Regions from separate parts of the Homo sapiens genome. Here all the other regions are linked to region 1. Evidence: chromatin contacts called from ENCODE Hi-C or POLR2A ChIA-PET data. All regions are on one chromosome and are shown on one strand. Each heading gives the region's core, a stretch centred on a gene start or an enhancer-like site at or near the end of the contact. The rest is flanking DNA. Distances are from core to core; before and after follow the strand shown.

The links. Hi-C counts contacts between places; a loop is a spot of excess contacts on that map. ChIA-PET counts read pairs that join two places held with the same protein, here RNA polymerase II (POLR2A). Pooled maps may share reads with other maps.
Region 2: a loop to region 1 is called in a pooled map, with 5 times the contacts of the local background. The contact joins the enhancer-like site here to the promoter of PBX1 in region 1. A Hi-C loop is called at or near these places in 2 of 50 pooled maps. POLR2A ChIA-PET finds 5 or more read pairs at or near these places in 4 of 52 experiments (BJ, Caco-2, PC-9 and 1 more).
Region 3: a loop to region 1 is called in a map of endothelial cell of hepatic sinusoid, with 3 times the contacts of the local background. The contact joins the enhancer-like site here to the promoter of PBX1 in region 1. A Hi-C loop is called at or near these places in 3 of 168 maps with a recorded cell type or tissue (PC-9, endothelial cell of hepatic sinusoid and sigmoid colon) and 3 of 50 pooled maps. POLR2A ChIA-PET finds 5 or more read pairs at or near these places in 9 of 52 experiments (A549, A673, AG04450 and 6 more).

What each region holds. Positions count from the first base shown.
Region 1 is chr1:164,556,771-164,560,862 of GRCh38, reverse strand. PBX1 (PBX homeobox 1) reads right to left here and starts at 1,679. Exons shown (of 9, transcript NM_002585.4): 1 at 850-1,679. The coding sequence starts at 1,040. RefSeq lists an enhancer at 1,598-2,097.
Region 2 is chr1:164,681,262-164,685,353 of GRCh38, reverse strand. All of the region lies in intron 2 of PBX1 (PBX homeobox 1), which reads right to left. Among named protein-coding and RNA genes, the nearest start is that of PBX1-AS1, 91 kb to the left of the region's middle. Within about 2 kb of position 1,858, at least 3 of the 41 ENCODE cell types and tissues checked have a DNase peak (open chromatin) inside an H3K27ac peak, as active enhancers do; they include PC-9, where a contact is called at or near this core.
Region 3 is chr1:164,642,979-164,647,070 of GRCh38, reverse strand. The region is part of intron 2 of PBX1 (PBX homeobox 1); the gene reads right to left. Among named protein-coding and RNA genes, the nearest start is that of PBX1, 86 kb to the right of the region's middle. Within about 2 kb of position 2,175, at least 6 of the 41 ENCODE cell types and tissues checked have a DNase peak (open chromatin) inside an H3K27ac peak, as active enhancers do; they include A673 and PC-9, where a contact is called at or near this core.

The sequences.
Region 1 (4,092 bases), core at 430-2,929:
TGGTCCTGAAAGAAGCATGGGGGAAAAGAGCATGCTTGATTTTTGTCCCCCCACCCCTTTTTAAAGGACCCTACATAGCTGTCTGTGTCACGGAAGGTTAGTAAACCGGCTGAAATTAGGAGACAATAAAGTTAAACTAAAAATCTGAGTCTCTTAAAACTAACAAATATGCCTAAAAACAAAATCACCTTTTCATCAACTTTTTAAAAAAACAAAATTAAGTGAATGCAAAATATTTTCTGGATAGCTGACAAGTACTGACAAAGAAATACCCTGCTTTTTTGTTGTTTTGTATTTTGGGTAGGGGGGGAAGAAAGGAGAAAAGATAAAAATTAATTTTGGACGGGAGAGTCAAGAAAGAAAATCAAACTCGCTGAATTAGGTAAGGAGTCAACTAAATTTGCAAATAAAGTGTTCTTGGGACATTTTATTTCGTAATGTTACAGAGTCCCCTCAACAAGAAGGCATGGAATGCTGTTCAAAACTTGACAATTCTGCTTTCTCTGATACTTTTTTAAAGCAGTAAAAAGTGCCGAGGGCCGCTTTTGGATCAGTTGGCAGTATTTTCGGCATGCCTGTGTGTTTGTGTGGATATAAATGAATACCCCTATATTCACACACACACACACAAATATGTACACAGCCACATCTCGGCATGGGCGATTACACTTTCGATAACAACGCTCCTTCAAATTTTACTCCTCCGCCATGTAGTTGCTTGTCAAAATGAGAAAAGAAATAACATTTTTCAAAAAAAGCGCTGTGGTGATTCGGTTCCCATTGTTTCCCCCTGCAAGAGGAAGAAAAACAAAAAACCCCAAGAAAGGAAAAGAAAAGCCTCCATCTCACCTGGCCTGCGCCTCATCCAAACTCTGGTCTGTGATGGTCATAATTTGCTGTAAAATGTCTCCAATGTCCTGCTTCCTCCCGCCCTCCCCCTCGGTCCCTCCGGCCCCATCCTGCAAGTGCTGGGACAGGCCGGGGTGTCCGGCCATCCCGACCCCAGCATGGGAATGCATCAGCCTGGGCTGCTCGTCCATCTCCAAAGGCTACGGCAGCCCCCGGCTCTTCCTCTTCTGCTCCTCGGCTCGGCTCCTGGGAAGCACCAAGGCTTTTTATCCTTCAAGCTTGTCTTCAAATCCTTTTCAGGATAAACAGGGAAGGGGGAAAAAAGAAGACCAAAAGAAAAAAAAAATCCCTTTGCCTCTTTAGAGGATGGTGGGAGGATGAGGAGGGGGAGGGGGAGGGGGCGTGAAGGGGTTGCGGGGTGAGGGTGGGGATAAGGGCTGGTGGGGAAGGGTGTTGACTCCAAAAAGCAAGAAAAATAAACCACCTTCCCACTTGGCGAAAAGAAATCAGAGCTGGCTTTAGGTTTTTCAGTCCGGTCTCCTTTGCAAGGCAGAAATGGGCTCCCGGCGCTTAAATCTGTGGCTTAATCCTTTTGCAAATATGCATTGATCGGGAGAAAGGAGAGGAAGGCAGGGGGATTGCAATGCAAACTTTCCCCCCCCACCCCCCGCTGCCCCCCACCCCCACTCCGGGCCAGAGTGATCTCAAAGGGGGTGGGCTGTTGCAAAAGCCAGATCTCCCCCAGCCGCGGCGGCAGGCAAAGCACAGGCTCTCTCCTCCTCCGTGTCTCTGCAAACTCCAGCAGCCCCGTCAGCCTCCTGCTTTTGTTTAGCTCAGGCTCAGGACTCCAGAAACATATACAGAAAAACCACAGCCTGAGAGGAGGAGGAGGAGGAGGAGAAGAAGGAGGAGGAGGACGAGAAGGAGGAGAGGGGAGGGGGCAAAGGGAAGGGGAGGGGGCGGGGAAGCCGGGAGGCTGGGGAGAGGAGGAGGGAGGAGGGCGCCTGGAGCTCCTCCCCGCTTCCCTGATTGGCCACCAGATAAAGGACCGGCCCCCTCCTCCCCTACTTTCCTCACGGCGCCTCCTCTCCAGCCTCCTTCAGCTCCTCCTCGCCCGGCGCCCTGTCAATCAGAGTTCAGAGGTGGGCCGGGAAGGAGGCCGAGCTAATAGCAAGTCTCCAGTCCTTAAAGGTGCAATGGTACTGTAGTTCCAGCTCACTTAGTTTCCACTTTCCCTGCTCGCCTTACTTAGGTTGCGTCCTTGAGGAAAATGTGGCTCCACTTAAATGCAAACATATAAAATTAACACGAAAGAACACAGACGGTGTGCGTCTTCCCGCCCACCCCTGCTTTTCTTTTGCTGTGGCATTGTCATTTAAAACTTGATTCTTTTAAATGCTTAGACCTCAGGGAAACTGCTGAGAGCACAAGTTTGTCAGCACGACGTAGTTATGAAACACAATCGAGCTGTTAATATAATTAATAAAGATCTCTAATAAGTGGCAGATGTAATAATAGATACATTTAAAAAAACAATTCTAGCACAGTAAAGGTGAAAAGAATACCAAACTGTGTCATTTTTGCTGCATGAAAACTAAATTATGGACTATGAAACTGAAAAATGCTCAAGAAAAAGAAAGATTAATAAATAAGTTCACCAAATGAAACTAATTCAACATTTCTCTCTCTTCCCCCGGGGGAAATTAGTTATTTGGCTTAAATACCTAATAAAGAAATGCATTATCACAGTCTAGTTCTAGTTTTTAATATAGTCTAATAAGCATTATTAACTGGGAAGAGAAGTGAACTGACATTTATTGAATGCCTACTATGCACCAAGTAATTTGCATGAGTTATTTTATTTAATCCCCAAGACATCTTTGTGAGTTATGGATTATTATTTCCATTTTACAGAGAGGGAACTCAGAAAGGTTAAATAATTTGTCCAAGGTCCACAGTTATTAAGTGTCAAAGCTGGAATTTAAACCCAAGTGTGACTCCCTCCAAAGGCCTAGTATTTCCACTGCACAATCTGCTTCAGTCTAACAGAAATGTGTGAATAGTGTTAAAAATTAGTTATGTGTCTATTGCCTGTCCAGTTTGAAAGGAAACTTGAGGTGCTTAAAAGGGTACATATTCCAACAAGACAACTCCAATTGAAAATGGGTAGGAAAAAATAAAAAATAAATACAATGGGATCAAGAAAAAAGCCAACAAAAGTCATAACTAAGGTCCAGTATCATAGCTCCAGACAGACACAAATTTGCTTCCAATCTTTTCATTGGGCAAAGTGAGAGGGAAAAATCTGACTGTGTACACAGTCACAATGAATATAAGATAAAATAGCAGGCCAATTACTTAGGAAATGTCCAGAATATTTTGTAATATAAAATATTCTATTGTGTAGCCAGCCCTCTTCCTGGATGGCAGTATAGCAAAGGAAATGCAAAGCGCAGTGTAACCAATCTGCAAGCGCAGTGTAACCAATCTGCAAAATGGAAAGCAGCCTTGCCAGGTGCTTCGAGATCCTCAAATAAAATGTTATTCTTCTCACCAATCATTACGCAAAACAAGTTTGGCAAGATAAGGAGCACTGATGCAAGCATTTCAAAGCAGTTTTTAGCAAGCTACTTGGCACTTATTGGTATGAGGGCATGCAATACAGAGTATTAATTGTAATTATGATGTTATATTACTTAATAACAATTGTTTTATTCACATACATATCCTGATTTTTAAACTGTTTTTTTAAAAATTAACACTAATCAAAAGTTGAGCACAAAACTATATACTCAAATCACATATCAATCACAGTGATTGAGAGTTAGCATATCCCTTACAGAGACGAAGTTACCACATTTTAAAGCATGAAAAGAAGTCAACCTAGAGTCTATAAGAAATCAGTTTGTGAGTAATTAATTCTAATTGCAAACCTAATAAAATCTTTCTAGGCAAAGTACTGGAAAAGGTACCATCAATTCCAGAAGATCATTGTCATCTAGGAACATTTTAGTAGGGAAATAAGATGTGTATACACAATGATACTAAAAATAGGTAATATTTATTGACTCCATACTATAATTAAGTATTATATTCAAGGTGTTTTGTTAATTTAATCATTGCAACTGTCTTACCCCGATAGCTATGCTTTTAACCATTACTCTAGAGTGTTGCCCAGATATATTTCAATACATAATAAATGCTATAGAAGTGATAACAAGCCCTTAGACATCCTATAAGAGA
Region 2 (4,092 bases), core at 609-3,108, 120 kb before region 1:
CATTTTTCATATAAATAGAACTAAAAATAACAACAACTGTAATAATGCAAAGAGATACCAAAAAAGCCATTTCCACCTCATAGGAATGAATAGCCATGACAGCAAGAAACCTTCAAAAAGCAGGCTGTTGCAAGGTGTGAATAAAACACTGGTGGAATCTGCCAGTGATGCTTTTGTATGACTTAGACATCTCCTAAAAGACAGGACTAGAACCCTGGATTCAGAAAACGAGGCCCGCGTCTTGGTCAGATCAAGAAACATCCTGTGTCCTTGAGGAAGTCATTAACCTCTCTGAGACTTACTTTCCCAATCAGTAATTGGTTCTTGTAATTTATGTCTAATTCCTAAGGTTGTGGTGAGGATTACGTGAGGTAACATATCTATAAGTGAATTTTCTTTTGCTTCTTGCTGAAGTTCCACACACAAGACTAAGTAGTTCTTAACCATAAAACGTTATATAAGGTTTATTTACTTTCAGTATTATGGAAATGAGTGCAAGCAAAATAGGATTATATTCTGTAAATATATCGGGAGGGGAACAAAGAAGTGCTATCGTCAAACACAGTGCCCCAGATCTTTTTGCCAATACAAGGTGACATAAGGACTCTGTCTCAGGAACCTCATGGGAAAAGCACTCCCTTCCTTTTTAAGTGATTTCTGAAAGCAGAGGGTGATAATTCTCTTTTCATATTTATTATCCTCAGGAAGTAACTTCTTCATGTATCTTGATGCTCAGAGAGGTCATTTGGGTCTATGAATCTAGAACACTCAGAGAAATATCTAAATACAGTCTTTTCAGTGAAAGGACTGGTCAAAGAAGAATCCTGGTCTGCCTCAAATACCTGAGATCCCTATTTTCAGTGTATTATGGCATCTAAAATTTTTAAAGCATTTTTTTAAGCCTGCTTCTCAAAACTTAGGGAAAGCAGTAAAGCATAGATTGCCTTTTATCTCCCTCAGTTTTTCAGAATTCATAATGCATAAGAGAGGTCAAAGAATAAAGACTTCTTTTATTTCTACAATGCTTTCACAAAGTGTCCAGAAACAGGGAAAACATGATGATAATGTTACCTGCCAGAGATAGGTAAGATCTATCTACAGATATACCTACAAAATGCAAACAAGACCCTTGAGCTTAAGGAATTCACAAGGATATTCATAAGGCTGCTTTAAAGGTAAGCATAGCTGTTAGATATTCTGTACATAAACAGGAAAGAAATCTTTAGAATAATTACAGGCTGGGCGCAGTGGCTCATGCTTGTAATCCCAGTATTTGGGAAGGCCAATGCAGGAGGATCATTTGAGGCTAGGAGTTCAAGACCAGCCTGAGCAACATACTGAGACCCCTTCATCTCTATGAAAATCTAAAAAATACATAAAATTAGCCTGGTGTGTTGGCACATGCCTATATTCCCAGCTACTCAGGAGGATTGCTGGTGCCCAGGAGTTAGAGGCTGAAGTGAACTATGATCACGCCACTCCACTCCAGCCTGGGTGATAAGAGTGAAATCCTGTCTCAAAAACAAAACAAAACAAAACAAAACAAACAAAATCCAATAAATCTTAAAGTGATCCCTCATCAATACTGAAAAAAAAAAAAAAAGACTTCACACAACACAAGCACATCTCAAAAGCAAAATTTGACAGTAAGTTTCTGGACCATGTTCAGCAGTCAGTCCTTAACTAGTTTATTCTAAGATGGGTCCGCATTAAAAGTGAGAGTGTGTATGTGTTTTGGAAGGTGGGGTGGTAGTTCCTGACACATTAACAAGGTGATACAGAAGAAAGACTTAGATTCCATTCAGATGATCTGGTTTTGAAAACCAGTTCTACCACCACCCAAGTAATCTTAGGCAAGGCACTTAACCTCCTGGAGCCTCAGTTGTCATACATAGGAAGATTAATGACATGTACCTGGCTTATCTCCTTTGTTGCGTAAGTCAAGATAATAAAAGTGAAAGAATATGGCCTGTTAGAAGAATCGCTGGGCTTGAAATCAGAGAGTCCGGGTCAAAGTCTTATTTTAGACACTTTCTAATGACCTTAGGCAAATTCCTTGCAATTTTGGGTTTCTTCTTCTGTAAAATGGGGCTATTTCTTCTGTCTCAGGACATACCACTTGGGATCAAATGAAAACACCTGATATGAAATAAGGAAAGCTATACACCACCACACAAATCTGAATGCTATTGACTGATACAGGGCCATGCAAATACAGGATGTTACTGTTATCTGCTTACTAATACATATCAGCAGCTTTGAGTTTTCAACCAAAATTTGATGATGGTTGTAGAATCACCACTCTCTTGGAGGCTTTCTTTCCCTCCATCCTCTGCGTCAAGACATGCTTAGTAAATAGCTTTCCACATCAAAAAACTCACAGCCTGGGTTCTGAGCAGTACTCGCCTATGGGAAAATAAGCAGAATGAAAGAAAAGGGCCTGACAACTCTAAGAGCTGCTCTGCCCTTGCAAGGATCCCATCTGCAAGGAAGGGAGGTATGAGGGGAGCAAAGGAAGAACTCCTTCCGTCGGCACAAGTTGTTTCCCAGGGACGAACTCTGATCCATGACGGGACTCTGCAATGGCAGCAGCCACAGGTTTTATGTCCCCGAGCACAGTGGCCTGATTACTCAGTTACCAATTCCATCAGCAGCCTGAGGAATGAGGTTGCTATTTAACAGTAGAAGAAAAATAAAGGTAGAACCTAAGGCCTGGTGATCCTTAGGGCACATAATTAGTTTCTCTTTTTTTTTTTTAAGTTGAAAGTATCCAGTTTATGGGTACAGTTAAGAGTTAATAAAAACAGCAACTATTAAATGACTAAAAGACATCATTCCTAAAATAAAAGCTCCTTGAGGTCAGGAGGTTTGGTTTTGTTTTCCTTATTTTGTTTACTGATGTATTCCAAGAACAAAGAACAGTGCTGGCATTCAGTAGATGCTCAATAAGCATTTACTCAGCAGACGGATGGATGAGCTGATGAACAGGTTCTTCCCGTGGGTTCTGGAAGAGCTGTACCAAAACCAGGCTTTTTTCGAAATACCTGCAAAAAAAAGTGGATGATTCCAAATCCAACTGAAGTGTCTGCTCTCTCTCCAATTCAGAACAACCAGAAGGGCCTGTCTGAATTAGTAATGCATTAAAGAAAAGTAGGATTATTATATTCCAATTCTTTCCATCAGATGTAAAACATTATTGGTAGATCACATCTGTTTTAATAAATCTGTAAGAAAGACGTGTAATTATAATTATGTTACCATTGTATGTAAATGGCATTTTAACAAGACATATTAATACATTTTTATAGAGTACTTACAGCATACACTACAGAAATACTTAAAGGTGCTATTTTGATTGCTTGGATTCTTAAACGTTCCCTCTGAAGTCTTTACATATTAGTGTATTTAATGTTTCTTCATTTCCGGGTAAATATTTTTACCAGTTAAGACAAAGGCAAATTTGAGTTCCCGGGACCAAATATCAAAACATTGAGGACAAAAGGGTTTAATTTTTTTTTAACTTTTGTTTTAGGTTCAGGGGTGCATGTGTAGGTTTGTTATACAGGTAAATTACATGTCATGGGGGATGGGTGTATGAATTATTTTGTCAACCAGGTAATAAGCATAGTACCTCATAGGTAGTTTTTCAGTCCTCACTCCTCTTCCACGCTCCACTCTAAAGTAGGCCCCAGTGTCTAGGGTTTAAACTAATGAATGTTTTTACAATTGAGTTTTCATTTACTTTCTATGTTCTGGCTTCAACAGGTTACTGAAGCTGAGTCTCTCTCCTCACAGGCATCTAGGCCTGACAATCAGCTGTGATGATGTATCTTTGAACAGTTGTATCTCTAAGAGGAGGCTATAATTAACCTTGAAATTAATATCTTAATATATCAAAAGTCAATTGATTTATTTTAAATGCTTAGTTTTTCAACTCATTTTTCATTTACTTTCTAGTGTTCATTCCCTATGATTAAAAATACATATGAATATGTATATACAGGTATAAATGTACATGTTATAAACATACATACAAATTTCATTTTCTATTACCTGAGCACAAAGGAAAAAAGTAAAATCGGCTTTCTTTTA
Region 3 (4,092 bases), core at 926-3,425, 86 kb before region 1:
TGAAACAAAGGTGCAGGGGTTGAAGTTGGGGTGGGACCCCCGAGCCTGTAGGGCTGCCCCCCTTACTACCAGGAAGGCTGTCCTGGGACATCTCCACACTCTTCCGAGGGCCATGCCCTGCAGACCAGACTGAATGCCACCACACTAAAGGTATGAGTGCACAGCATGTGTTTGCGGTGGGCAGTCCTAAAGGATACAATGGCATTCCACTACACATCCTGACCCCTAAAAAGGATTTGCTGTAAAGCAAACACACCTCTGTGAAAAACTGCATGTACTGAAATTGGGTGGTGAGAAAAATAAAGAGACATGGCGGTAGTTGGACCTGCTCAATCTACTCAATCCTGAAATGGATTTAAGACCCCATAACTATCAAAAAAACTCTCTCCTCTCAACGAGCAGGGACATATCCTAACAAATGTACACAGGTATGTGTGACTTTCTACCTATTATCTCTCCTGAAGACTTGGTGTCCCCAAGTCTTTTTTGCATTCAGAAACAAGGAATAATGGAGCACAATTAGAAGTAAGGGGTCGGTTTGGCCATATCTCCCCATCAGAAGCATCCACAGGTCTTTGGCAGCCAGGTCAGAGGTTGCCTCTTCTAGGTAGTCAGCCTACAAGGGAAGCTCTAAAAACCACCCTCTAGTTGATTCCATAATGTATGTGGCTGTCAATGACAAGCTTTCCTACTGTTGATCAAACTAGTTATGCAGTAACCACTACTGATTCAGTACCTAAATTTGCCAAAAACATCAGATTGATTATTTTAAATGGTTTTCATAACATAGATGCGGTGAGGATTAAAATGGGATTTTTCACTTGTTTCTTTGTTCCTTTAACCAGCATGCTGCTCCTGAATCAATTTCCCCTTCATTCTTCTGCTCCAAAGAAATTCTGACTTGCTGAAAAGACTAGGTCTGAATAACCAAAATGCCATCAAGAAAAGGAGGCACAGAGAGAAAAATAAAATCCCTTCAGATTCGCATCTTGTGTTATGCATAAAAGCACTTTTGTTTGGCCCTTATAATTTTTTCCCCAGGGCAGTTGCCATAATCCCCACTTATAGATGAGATAACTGAGACAGAAAGATGAGGTGACTTGCCCACAGTCACACAGTCTGTGTCTTCTGAGGCTTGGATCCAAGTCTTCCACTTCTCAATGCAGTTCTTTACCTATCACACAACTCCTGCCTCAAAATTCAAAGCGCCCATTGTTAACCTGGACTGAAGAAAGTTAAAAAATCACTGAAAAACTTTAATTCAGGACGGTCACATCACCTTAGTGTTGTCATTTCTGCCCAGTATAATCTCATTACCATTTCCAATTTCCCTGGGGACAAATTTGCACATTAATCGGGAGTGAGGTATATATCTGTGTGTACGTGTTGGCAAGAATAATGGGCCCTCAACTATTTTCAAAGGTCCCCTTACTTTGTCCTCAATATTTCCATCCCAAGTCCTCCTGCCATGGTTTTTCTCCCACCTCTCTTGTTCCAAGTTCTTTTTGATCACCCCCCACTATACTCTTTAGCCCTAAGCCCCCCTTCTCCTCTGCCTTAAAATCAAACAGCCATGGAGTTTGTTCAGATTCCCTATTCATCAAGGAAATGAATTCCATATGCATAATTCATTTCTTTTGTGAACTTTTTTCCCCTTCAGGGAGTTAATGCTCCCTAGTGCATTGGGAACAGAGACAGTGACAGAAGGACCAGAGAGCAAGGGGGCAAAAATGCTTTTCCCCATGTAAATGGGACAGATAGGGGCCAAAAGGTCTGGCCTCTGCTGGCGGACACCTTGAGCTCTACAATTCTATCTCACCAAAAGAAGGGGGGGAATCCTGTACTGGTTATTAGGGCACAATAGGCTTCATCCTTAAGGGTGAGAAGCCCAGGGAGCCCAGAAGCCTTTTGAGGCTGGAGGCCTTATTTCCAAACCCAGTGGATGACTCATGGGTAGAAAGAAATCGATAGAGTCCTCCCACTCCTTTATGTCTCTGCTCATATTAAAAACCCAAAACTAAACAAAGAGATATACACCGTGCCCAATGCACCATGTTTAACAGCTGTTGCATTTGGAGAAAAAGCAGTCCCTAGTCCAAAGTCAGATTTGAAAAACGGCTTTATTAAGAGAAAGATTTACTGTATATGAACTCCAAGACTAGAAACTGGAGGAGGAGCAGCTGAAAGAGACAGATCTGCCAGACGGAGAGCCCAACTGATTCCACTGGCTGATGTTACCTCTTGGCAAGATACACTGACCCACACAACATCCTGGACGTTGAAGCCTTTGGTTATTAACTCTTTAATAACAGTCTGGAGTCCCCAAAGTTCAGAACTGATTTAATAAATGGCACAAGACACATTAAGGCCAAGATACAGTTTTTATCCTGAAACAGTCTATTTCAGGCAATTCATGTTACTTGGCATCTTATTTAAATATTTTTTAATCCATCCTTCTTTTTTGCTTTTAACTTCCAACTTTATCTCCATTTAGGAAAAAAAAAAACAAAAGCTGATAAACGTTTTAGATTTAGGAATTGTTTTGCCTGATTTGCCCAAGACCACCTCTTAGCTCAGGGTCTGCATTTTGTAAGCGAAGGGTGGCAGGCTCTCTTAGAGGAACTGTCTAGGGTCCTAAGATGAGCAGAATTTGACACACACCTCCTAATATAGACTGCTCCAAAGATGCTGTTTAATACATAATAATAAAATTTCATTTGCGGTTTACTTTTTTCTGTACAGTTGGATATAGACTAGATAGGTAATGTACTAGTAGGAAACAAAAGTGGATCCACCAATAAATTCAAAGAAACAGAAATTTAACTGTGAATCCTGTAGAATTAACTTGTAAAGACAAGTAAAATCCCCCACGGCTTTCATCTAATGTATGAAATGAAAACCAGAAAGCAGCTGGCCAGCCTTTTTTAACCCTATATTAGAAGCATGATGCCAAAAGTAAACACTCCACATAGAAACTAGGGACATCATCGACATTTAGGAGATTAGAGAAAGGGCTTGGCTGCTGACCTCAGAGAGCTTATAGTCTATTTACAAAAGAAAGAATTGTGAAGGGAATGCCAAAGTTAAAGTTAAACTGAACCCAAAGAATATACAAGCAATAAATATGTGAGTCAAGCTGCTCCCAATGGTTATCAGGGATTCTCAGCTATAACCTACATAAGAGTCTTCAGACCACAGTGATTTTGTACAAGGGCTTTGGAGTCAGGTAGACATGAGTTTAAACCCCAACCATGCCACTTACTGGTTACATAATTTTGGACATGAATTTAGCCTCTCAAACTTCATCTATAAAATATATGTGATAACTTTGCTTCTTCGTTGGCTATTTGTAAGAATCTGATTAGATTAATTCATATAAAATAATTCAGTAGTATGCCCAGCATGTCATAAGTATCCAAAAGGTTGTAACTTAAATAAATAAATAAATAAAGCCAAGGTATTAGCTCATGTACCATTGGAAACAAACAGTGCTGCAGACTGACATGGTAACAAATAACTTGCTTTGGCACATGGTGGGAGGTCACATTCTGGAACTTAAAAATGTTGCCCTATCTGCAGTATGCCACATATCTGGTTCTTGTGTGGACTGGCTAGAAAGTGAGCCAAAGAGAATTAAGAAAACCAACCCCTTCACCAAAAACCAAGTTTTCCCATCTTCTTCTAGAATATATACCCTGAACTTTGCCCTTTCTTTTTATTAGGTGGAGCCTCCATTCTATCTTCCACCACGACACCACGTCAGCATTGCTCTCTTTCCTATACTAAATCTGGAGAGTAAATGGCATCACCCTGTCACGGGGGTAGGGAGAGCGTCTGCAACGCCCCATTTAACTGCTCTGTGCTCCTATCTTTGGGCTTCATTAGCATATTTCAGCAGTGCCTTGATGGATGAAGATGGATGGGGCAACATCATCCTTGGTGAAATCACTGTTTCATCAAGGTTAAACCAGCCTCAAGCTTCGCCACCTCCCTTTGTTTGGCTAGGTTTCTAATAACAAAATTAACGGCAGAATTAATGCCCAGGAGGCTCCCAGTGAAATATACTGATGCCCTCAGAATGAAGCTTTATCC